Regions from separate parts of the Homo sapiens genome. Here regions 2 and 3 are each linked to region 1. A link is a contact called in ENCODE Hi-C or POLR2A ChIA-PET data. All regions are on one chromosome and are shown on one strand. The core of a region is the stretch at or near the end of the contact, and the rest is flanking DNA. Distances in the headings are between cores, read along the strand shown.

Region 1 (3,255 bases), core at 372-2,871:
CCCCTTTTCACTACTAACTGGTGTCCTAAAACGAAATCTCAAGCCATGGAGCCAGATCTGGAAACCTGGAAACCCCAGCCCCGGCAAATCCCTCACCCTTTGCTCTCTCACCTGCCCCCGCCCTCATTCCTGCCTGGAAAGGACAACTTGGGCTCTCCTCCCCTCTTCATCTCCCTGGCTGGCACAGACTGTGCATCCTAGAGCTTCTCTCAATGGGAGGCAGCCACGTTGTATAAGGTTTCAATCCCATACAGATATCCCCCCTTCAAGAGTACTGATTCCGTAAAGAGGACCTCCCAATTAGCCTGTACTCGTTGAAAGGGACAGTGAATTGTTGCCCACCGGATCTATCTCTGATTTCAGAGTGTCTGCAAAAAGACAGCTCCTTCCTCCTGTAGGCACAGGGGCACTCTACAACTCAGGCTTGCTAACTCTTCTTCTTCTATTAGACATGCACATAGCAAAGACGCCAAACCCCACGCCAAGAGACGCTCACCTAAACGAACTTTAAGAGCTATCAGGAAAAATGCCATCTATCATCCGTCTACACACGACCGTCACCATTCTCATCCGTCTACACACGACCGTCACCATTCTCTGACACAGAACCAAAGTGTCACAGGCGGAATCCACACTCACGCGCGCACACGGGGCACGCACCCATCACGTCGGCAGATCTCCAACGACTCGGGTTTCTCTCACCCACCTTTGGATGGGAGCGAAGGAGTCAACCCCCCTTCCCTTGCGTAGTATTTTTTCTGAAGAGCGAGTTCTATTCCAGAAGCTATAACTGTTTCCCGGTTGGACCAAGCGGTGAAAGTCTTTGCTATTGTGTTACCTGGTAGGACACGTCCAGGATCAACATACCATTTCTTCTGAGAGGGACGCATAAGCGTGTTCACAGAGACACGCGCTGGGACCCCCACCTCCACACAGAGTTCAAGGCTCACACACACACACACGGAGTGTATAGAGAGACCTGCATCCCTGCAGCAGAGGGTCGGGCGTACATACTGCCCGTGAAACCATCCAGTCTGGCCCAGAAAATCTCCCAGAGAAATACTGAGCTATCCCCTCTCCCTTCCACCACTAGGCAAGAGCTGGAGAGAAAATTAAGTGGTTAGAGAATGCTTCTTCCCCATTCCTGGAGCACTTAACATCCCCCCGCCCCCCGCTTCACTCCTCGGCACACAGCGCACTAATGAGCCCCGAGCATTTAAAACTGCCGCAAAGCATCCCAACAAACCTCATTTTTTCTTCGCCCCAAATCCAAGTAGACTGCAGGGAGTAAACGCACAGGGTAGCAGGAGCCAACGGCCGGAACCTTATAACCCTACCTGCTGTAGCTCCTCCGTCAGCATCGCATCTCTATCTTTCTGTCTCTGTCTCTCTCTCACACACACACAGATACACACACACAAACACACACACTCACACTCACACAAGCACCGCCTTACAATCCTCCACCTCCAGTCCCGGGCTCTCAGGAGTAGTCGCGGTGACTTCCACTTACTTCATAAATAAGTGTATTCCTCCACCATCTGGCGCTCCTCTTCAGCTATGGACTCGCACATTCAGCCCCCATTCACTCGGCTTCATTGATCTCCAGCAGCAACATAGTTACTTTCTCTTTTGCTACACTGTAAATGTAAGGTTCTGAGGGGGCGGACTCGCCGCCGACCGACGGCGGGTTGGGCCAATAAGAATCCGGAGAAAGCCGACCGCTACCTCACAGAGCCCCGCGACCAATGGGCAGCCTAGGGGGCGGGTAAGAAGGCGTGGCCTCATCTCTTTAAGGAGGGTTTATCCGAAGCTGCTCTGGGTCCTCGGTGTTAAAACACGGGCGGTGATGTCATTGGCAACCAATCAAAAACTTAAAAGAGCCAGCCGGGGCCGCGCGGAGCAGCTGCTCTCTATTTACATGTAAACCGAACCGGCAGGATGCAGTTAACCCTTTACCAGGCTGAAGTGTCAGCGGGCTGGACGCGCTGCTCCGCTAAAACTGGCTCTTCCCACTGGACGGGATCCTCCAACACTCCCTCACCCGGGGACAAACCACGCTATTTTTCCTCCTTACTATGGACAGATGATCAAAAGTATCGGAGTAACTTTCTAAAGGAAAGAGACTGCGATCACCGTCCCTAGTGGGAAAGCCGGGTTCTCTCCGAGTCGCTCGAGGTGACTTGACAAACGCTAAGCCAAAATTCGCGGACCTCGCCGGGTCTTCTGCGCTAGGACCAGCATGAGCGCGCAGCCAGGGGCGACGCTTCCGCTCCGAGCCGCGGCCCGGGGCCACGCGCTAAGGGCCCGAACTTGGCAGCTGACCGTCCCGGACAGGGAGGCCCTTCAGCCTCGACGCGGCCTGCGTCCTCCGGAGGGCCCTGCTCCGCCCGGGAAGCGTCCGCCTCCCGCCCGCCCGCCCGCAGATGTCGCTGCCCCTCTGGCTGTCCCGGCCTGACCGCCGCGCGCCGCCCTGCTGCTCACCTACTTCCGCGCCACGGTCACGCCCCTGCCGTCCCCAGGCTAACCCTCCCGGGGCTCGACCCAGAGCACTAAGGCGGCGCCACTGAGGGCTGCTCGGAGGAGGAGGCTTGAGTCGACGCCAGAGGCGGCAAGGGACGCGCCCTGAGCAGCGGTGCAGAGGCCAATCCCCTGGCCGGGCGTCCTGGGGCCCGCTACGCGCCCGCTGCCCCTCCGGGTCTGGGTCCCCGCCCGCCGCCGCCCCCCTTTCCCGCCTGGCGCGCTGGGTCCCCGCGCCGTGCCAGCAGCGCGCAACCCACCCGCCCCACATGCCTCGGCCGCCACCCCTCGGTCCCGCACGGCCCCTGCCGAGGCCAGGACCGGCAGCCCGGCGCTTCTGGAACAGCCGCAGCTGGCGGAAAAGAGCCAGAGCCGAGTGCAAATAGCTAGATTGAATGGGGCCGGAGGAGCGTGGAGGAGGTGACGCCGCCTCTCCCCGCTCCCCTGACTTTGGCCGGCGCCAGGTAGCTGGCCGCAGCTCCTGATCAGGGAGAAGAGTAGGGGGCGGGGCAAGCCGCCCCTTGCCTAGTCCGGAAAATATTCTCATTAGGGAAACTGCAGGAAAGTTGCCCTGGGATACAAAAAGAAGTGGAGATGAACAACCCCAGATGAACTGTGGAGAGTCTACGTCCAAGAACCCTAAAGAAGTAGAGCTTTTTCTTTTCTTATCTGTGAGAGAAGGGATAAAAAGTGAAATAATGGAATAATACATTATGAGCACTAGGGAATGTTGGG
Region 2 (3,255 bases), core at 411-2,910, 150 kb after region 1:
GAATTTTAACTTTTGAAAAGATGGAGTTTAGAGACACTCTGGGAATTATCTAAGTTGATCACTTTATTTTTTGCGAAGCTGATGCTCACATAAATGAGATGATTGTTAGGCCCTAGAATTAGTTAGGGCTGAGTTGAATTTGAAACCCAGGTTTTCTAGCACCTAAACCAGAATTCCCTGTGCTAGTTTATATACATATATATACATATATCTTCATATATATGCATATGTATATATATATGCACCTTGTTATATATAAACTTTTGTATATCTTACCTGTTCTAGAAGAGTCTCTGGTGGTGATGGACCAAAAGATCAAATCTGTAAATTATATTCCATTACCAAGAATCTAGGTAATTAACTGCCTAGAGCTCAGTCTGCCCAACTGTAAAATGAGCAGAGTATTCCCTGCATTGGTCTATGTTGCTAGGCTGTTACAAGAATAGATAGGAGTGTCTTGCACACAAAAAATGCTGAAAAAAATTGGCTAAAGAAAGGAGAGAGTTCAGAAAGTCAAAGTTCACACATACACAAGTTATTAGAATTGATCACCATTCTCAGATTCAGAAGCTACTGGTAGTGTTCTCCCTACCCCCAAGATTGGGAGAGCATTAGCCTTTATAGCTAACATTAGGCAACAGAATGGCTTACTATTGGAGCTGGCAACCTGCATGCTTCTACACACAGACCACTGAGACAGGCAACCTCCACACCTTCTACCAACTGCTGATGGGCTGTTGCTTAGACAACCCCACATCCTGGACCCAAGCTCCTAAACAGACCAAGAAGAATAGCAGTGCACTGAAGGTGGAGTAGACAGAGGGAGAAAGAACAAGCAGACCACCTAAAATGATGACCCTAAAGAAATGGAGTGCCTGAACGAATGGGACTGATGTCAATTTGGAAAAGGGGTAGGGAAAGAGAGGGGGAGAGAAAAAGGGGGAGAAGGGGGTGTGAAAGAGAGGGAAGGAGGGAGGAATAAAAAGAATATGAGAATTTAGGAGATTCACATACATATTTGAGACTCAAAGTAGTGACATGGAAGATCAAGTTGAAGGAATATTCTAAAGCCTACGACAAATATCCATATCTCACCATTGTTAGTACAAGGGGCCTGAAATAAAATTCCCTTGGGGTAAGATTGCACACAGGAGGCTACATCTGCTGTGCAGCTCCCCAAAACTTTAGCCACTCTGACTCATCCCAAGGGGAAGAATTTTGGCCACCTGAGTTCCTGACTTGGATTCTGACTGTGGCTTTTAGCCTTTGCATCATCCTGCATCTTAAGGATTGCTCTGTCTGTCTCTCCTTCTCTGTCCTGGGTGAGCAAGCTGCTGGCATCTCCTGTCGGCCACAGGAGGTGTGTTGACAAGGGCCAGGAAATATGTGGGAAGGGGTGGGTTGGGGGGAGTTTCCTAGGCAGCGTTCCTCTAGGAACTTTCTTCTCTAGGAATTCTCTTAGATCAGCATCCATTGCCTGTCCACTGGGTCATAAGCTTTCCTTATGCACGTTCAGTTGTTAAATCTACAACACCTCTCGCCCCCACACAGACTTTCACTCCCGCTCAAGAGAGGGGTCAGGGTGTGTGTGTGTGTTGTGAGCAAACTCCTTCATTGCCATGGACCTGGCAGAGGCACAAGCCAGCCCCATTCCAGGACCATGTGACACTGGCTGGGTTACTCACTTGTTTGCCCTCCAGCAGGGGCAGCCGGGGACACCTCCCTAGAGTGACTACAGCGTTTATCCCTGGGATGACTCAGCCCAAGCCTCCCTCTGCCCAAAAAGGGAATCTGAGGCTGGGGCTGGAGATGGGGCCTGTTGATTAGCCGCATCTATGGTTGGGAGAGCATAGAAACTACCTCTCACCTGGGAAACATGAGGGACAGAGTGAGTAATGCTCAGATCAGTGGCTCAGGAACTCAGCGTGAAACATAAGTTTATTTGAGAAGCTCAAGTGACAGGTGGAGCTTTGCTTCCAGAACCCCAAGGAAGATCCTACTCAGCCACCTAATGATAACATTTTCATTTCAGATTTCCATTCATTTCATCTCACTGACTTCACTCTCACCTTTATTTTGTTTTCGTCATTTCTGGAGTGGGTCAATTACTTAACCCTGAATAGAGATGTGATATAGCAGAGTCTTAGGGTGGGTTCTGGCTGATTCCTCATCAAGAATAAGATTCTATTTCCTTTGTCCTGAACAGGATAATCTCTTCAGATTACAAAGCTGTACCTACCTAGTATTGTTTGTTGATGTTTCTGTTGTTTATAAACACTGGTCTCATCTCTCCAAGAGCATAATACATTCCTCAAAAGCACTCGCTTCCCTTATAGTTCTAATTCCTCATGGCACTCTCTGAGAAGCACATGTGGATACTTAACACTTGTTACTTGATTGTTCTCAATCTTAAATACCTGGAAGAAAAGGCATTTCCACAACCTCACCAGTCACCAAATCCAAGAACTAAATTCAGCAAGATCGAGTTTTTGATAGCAAAATTAAAGTTACCATATTTTACACCATTTCACCAACAACATCTGTAGTTTAATTGGTTAATTTCCATCTGCTGGCCTTCTAGCTAACTCTGAGGCATTCCCCTGATGTTACTATTATAATTGTTCCTAGAGGTCTACGATAAAAACAACGGTTATTTGTAGAGGCTTAATCACACACAAAGTGATTTCACAGGTATTTCTACTTAGAGCATCACCCTCTGTGGCGGCTATAATTGCACTTCTCAGATCTCCGACATCGGGGAGCAACATCAGGGACCATAATTAACTCAGCGCAGACGGGGCTCTAAAATCCATCATGCGTTTGTGATGTGGTCTGATGGCCCTTTCAGCCTCTCCACGCTCCTGGGCTATTTTATCTCACAGGTGTTTCCCCTAACAAAATGTTCTTGCACACATTCTGTCTTCACATCTGTTTTTCTGAGAACCCACTCCCTCGAACCTAGCTTGACGAGCCCCTTCTCTGGGTCTCCAGAGCACCCTGGATCTGTCTCCATCAGAGAATTCCGCATGCCGCGTTACACTGTCTGTCTCCATGTTAGACCTGGATCCACAACCGTGCTGTAATGAGGTGAATGTAACCCATGCTGGGAGAGGGTGATTCACCTCACTGGCGAGTTGAAGAGTGAATGTGGAGGTCAAAGAGGGTTTCACCAACAAGGTACCTTCACCTGTGCCTGGAAGGATGGGTAGGATCCAGGTAAGGAGGATGGGAGCCAGCATTTAACGCAGAGGGAAC
Region 3 (3,255 bases), core at 692-3,191, 140 kb before region 1:
AATTGCTTCACCTATTTTGGAAAACAGCTTGGAATCATTTAGTGAATGTGTACATGCACATTCACAGCTACCAGTAATTATATTCCTAGCAAGAATGTTCATAATATTATTTTTGGTAATTGCTAAAAACTGTAGACACCCAAAATGTACATCGGTAGCAAAATAGATAAATAATTTGTGGTATATTCATGATTTTTTCTTTAAAAAAGACCAAACTATAGTTATATATATAAACATGAATAAATCACAAGCAATATTAAATGAAAGAAAAAAGGAATGAAAAGACATATTCAAGGTCATTCTATTTGCATAAATTGTATAAGCACGAGGATAAATTACATATATGAGGAAGGAATACTTATGTAGTAAAAGCGTCTTTAAAAAAAAATCAAACGAATGACTATCAAAAAGTCAGAACAGTAGTTATCTGTGGGGAAGAGGATGAAAAAGAAACCATCTTGGAGGGTCAGAGGGAACTTCTGTCAATGTTTTCTTAACCTAGATGGTAGTTACACAAATACTCATTTTAATATTATTATTGAAAATGTAAATATGTTTTATATACTCTTTGATATATACAGTATACAATCATCCATTGCTTAAGGTGGGATAGTGATATGGTTTGGCTGTGTCCCTACCCAAATCTCATCTTGAATTGTAGTTTCCATAATCCCCACATGTCATGGGAGGGGCCCTGAGGGAGGTAATTGAATCATGAGGTGGTTATGTTCTCATGATAGTGAGTGCTGCTGTTCTCATGATAGTGAGTGAATTCTCAGGAGATCTGATGGTTTTATAAGGGGCTTTTTCCCTTTTTGCTAGGGGACTAGGCACTTCCCCTTTTGGTAGAAATGGGAGATGCCATCATGTGAAGAAGGACATGTTTGCTTCCCCTTCCACCATGACTGTAAGTTTCCTGAGGCTTCCCCAGCCATGCAGAGCTGTGAGTCAATTAAACCTCTTTCTTTATAAATTACCCAGTCTCAGGCAGTGTTTTAAGGCAGCATGAGAATGAACTAATACAGATACATTCCAAGAAATCTGTCATTAGGAGATTTTGTCATTGTGCAAACGTCGTAGAGTGTACTTACATAAACCAAGATGGTGTAGTGTAGCCTACTTCACACCTAGGCTGTATGGTACAGCCTATTGTTTCTAGGCTACAGGCCTATACAGAATGTTACTGTCCTGAATATTGTAGGTAACTGTAACACAATGCTAAGTATTTATGTATCTAAATATATCTAAACATAGAAAAGGTACAGTAAAAATATGAAATAGATAAAAAAATGTACACCTATGTAGGGCATTTACTATGAATGGAGTTTACAAGACTGGAAGTTGCTCTGGGTGAGTCAGTGAGTGTGAAGGCCTAGAACATGACTGTACACTATCATAGACTATATACTCTATACATTTAGGCTACACTAAATTTAGAAAACTTTTTTTATTCAATAACAAATTAACCTTAGTTTATTATAATTTTTGACTTTATAAACTTTTTATTTTTTTTACTTTTTGACTTTTGTAATAACACTTAGCTTTAACCTCACATTGTAGAGATGTACAAAAATATTTTTATATTCTTATTGTATAAGCTTTTTTTATTAACTTTCTTTCTACTTTTTAAACTTTTTTGTTTAAAACTAAGATACAAACACACACATTAGCTTAGGCCTACACAGGGACAGGATCATTAAGGTGTCACTAGGCAAAAGGAAATTTTCAGTTCCATTTTAATCTTATGAGACCGCCATTTTATATACAGTACATTGTTGTTGGAAACATTGTTATATGACACATGACTATATTTCAAAATTAAAAAGAAAAAGGAAAGACAACATCCCAGGAAGCTGAAATTGATAAGTCTTTGGCCCCTTTCTTAAGAGTTAGGGTAATCTGATAGCAGAGGCATTGTTTCAGATGTGAGACATTTAGTCGAATTACCTGTTTGTTTTCTCACAAACTCATACTTGTTTGACTGGATCATCTGGGTACCTTTGCTTTCTGCAGTCACAGCCTTTGATTACAAGGTGTCAAGAGATGGTATCAAGGGCCAGAACAGCAATTATAAAGCTACTGCCATAATAAGGCATTTATAGGCACACCTCATTTTATTGTGCTTCACAAATAGTGTGTTTTTTTTTTTACAAATTGAAGGTTTGTGGCAACCAAGGAGTGAGCAAGTCCATTAGTGCCATTTCTCCAACAGCATATACTCACTTTGTGTCTGTGTCATATTTTGGCAATTCTCAAAATATTTCAAACTGTATTATTATTATTATATCTGTCATGGTGATCTGCAATCAGCAATCTTTGATGTTACCATTGTAATTGTTTTGGGGGACCACGAACTGCATCCATATAAGATAGCAAACTTAATAAATGTATGTTCTGACTGCGGCACTGGCCAGCCATTCCCCTGTCTTCCTCCCTCTCCTTGGGTCTCCCTATTTTCTGAAACACAACAATATTTTAATGAGGCCAGTTAATAACCCTACAATTTTCTCTAAGTGTTCAAGTGAAAGGAAGGGTTGCATGTCTCTCGCCTTAAATCAAAAGCTGGAAATGATTAAGCTTAGTGAGGAAAGCACGTTGAAAGCCAAGTTAGAACAAAAGCTAGGCCTCTTGCACCAACCAGTTAGCCAAGTTGTGAATGCAAAGGAAAATTTATTGAAGGAAATTAAACTTGCTACTTCAGTGAACACGTGAATTATAAGAAAGCAAAATAGCTTTATTGCCTAAGTGGAGAGAGTTTGAGTGGTCTAGATAGAAGCTCAAACCAGCCACAACATTCCCTTAAGCCAAAGCCTAATTCAGTGCAAGGCCCTAACTCTCGTCAATTATATGAAGGCTGAAAAAGGTGAAGAAGCCAAGGAAGAAAAGTTGAAAGCTAACAGAAGTTGGTTTATGAGATTTTTTAAAAGAAGCCAAGTTTATAACATAAAAGTGCAAGGTGAAACAGCAAGTACTGATACAGAAGCTGCAGCAAGTTATCCAGAAGATGTAGCTAAGATCATTGACAAAGCTGGCTACACTAAAAAAATACATTTTCTTTGTAGACAAAACTGCCTTCTATTAGAAGATGATGCCATCTAAAACTTTCATAGCTAGAGAGGTGAAGTCAATGCCTGGCTTCAATGCTTCTGAAGACAGACCGGCTCCCTTTTTAGCAGTTCATGCAGCTGGTGACTTTAAGTTGAAACCAATGCTTATTTACCATTTCAAAATCCTAGAGCCCTTAAGAATTATGCT

The links. A loop is a pair of places that touch in the nucleus more often than their neighbours do. ChIA-PET counts read pairs that join two places held with the same protein, here RNA polymerase II (POLR2A). Pooled maps may share reads with other maps.
Region 2: a map of PC-9 shows a loop between it and region 1 (12-fold over the local background). The contact joins the enhancer-like site here to the promoter of DUSP10 in region 1. A Hi-C loop is called at or near these places in 10 of 168 maps with a recorded cell type or tissue (B cell, Calu3, IMR-90 and 7 more), 11 of 37 single-sample maps with no recorded cell type and 15 of 50 pooled maps. POLR2A ChIA-PET finds 5 or more read pairs at or near these places in 9 of 52 experiments (A549, AG04450, B cell and 5 more).
Region 3: a loop to region 1 is called in a map of PC-9, with 8 times the contacts of the local background. The contact joins the enhancer-like site here to the promoter of DUSP10 in region 1. A Hi-C loop is called at or near these places in 10 of 168 maps with a recorded cell type or tissue (MCF 10A, PC-3, PC-9 and 5 more) and 12 of 50 pooled maps. POLR2A ChIA-PET finds 5 or more read pairs at or near these places in 7 of 52 experiments (CD4-positive, alpha-beta T cell, CD4-positive, alpha-beta memory T cell, HEK293 and 4 more).

What each region holds. Positions count from the first base shown.
Region 1 is chr1:221,740,468-221,743,722 of GRCh38, forward strand. It overlaps DUSP10 (dual specificity phosphatase 10), which reads right to left and starts at 1,622. Exons shown (of 4, transcript NM_007207.6): 1 at 1,514-1,622. RefSeq lists enhancers at 692-1,329, 1,330-1,967, 1,439-1,628, 1,959-2,158, 1,968-2,605 and 1 more and silencers at 609-658, 2,379-2,858.
Region 2 is chr1:221,885,596-221,888,850 of GRCh38, forward strand. The region is part of intron 2 of LOC124904517 (a long non-coding RNA gene); the gene reads left to right. Among named protein-coding and RNA genes, the nearest start is that of LINC01655, 47 kb to the left of the region's middle. Within about 2 kb of position 1,661, at least 7 of the 41 ENCODE cell types and tissues checked have a DNase peak (open chromatin) inside an H3K27ac peak, as active enhancers do; they include IMR-90, PC-3, PC-9 and 3 more, where a contact is called at or near this core.
Region 3 is chr1:221,603,795-221,607,049 of GRCh38, forward strand. No RefSeq gene overlaps it. Among named protein-coding and RNA genes, the nearest start is that of DUSP10, 140 kb to the right of the region's middle. Within about 2 kb of position 1,942, at least 2 of the 41 ENCODE cell types and tissues checked have a DNase peak (open chromatin) inside an H3K27ac peak, as active enhancers do; they include PC-3 and PC-9, where a contact is called at or near this core.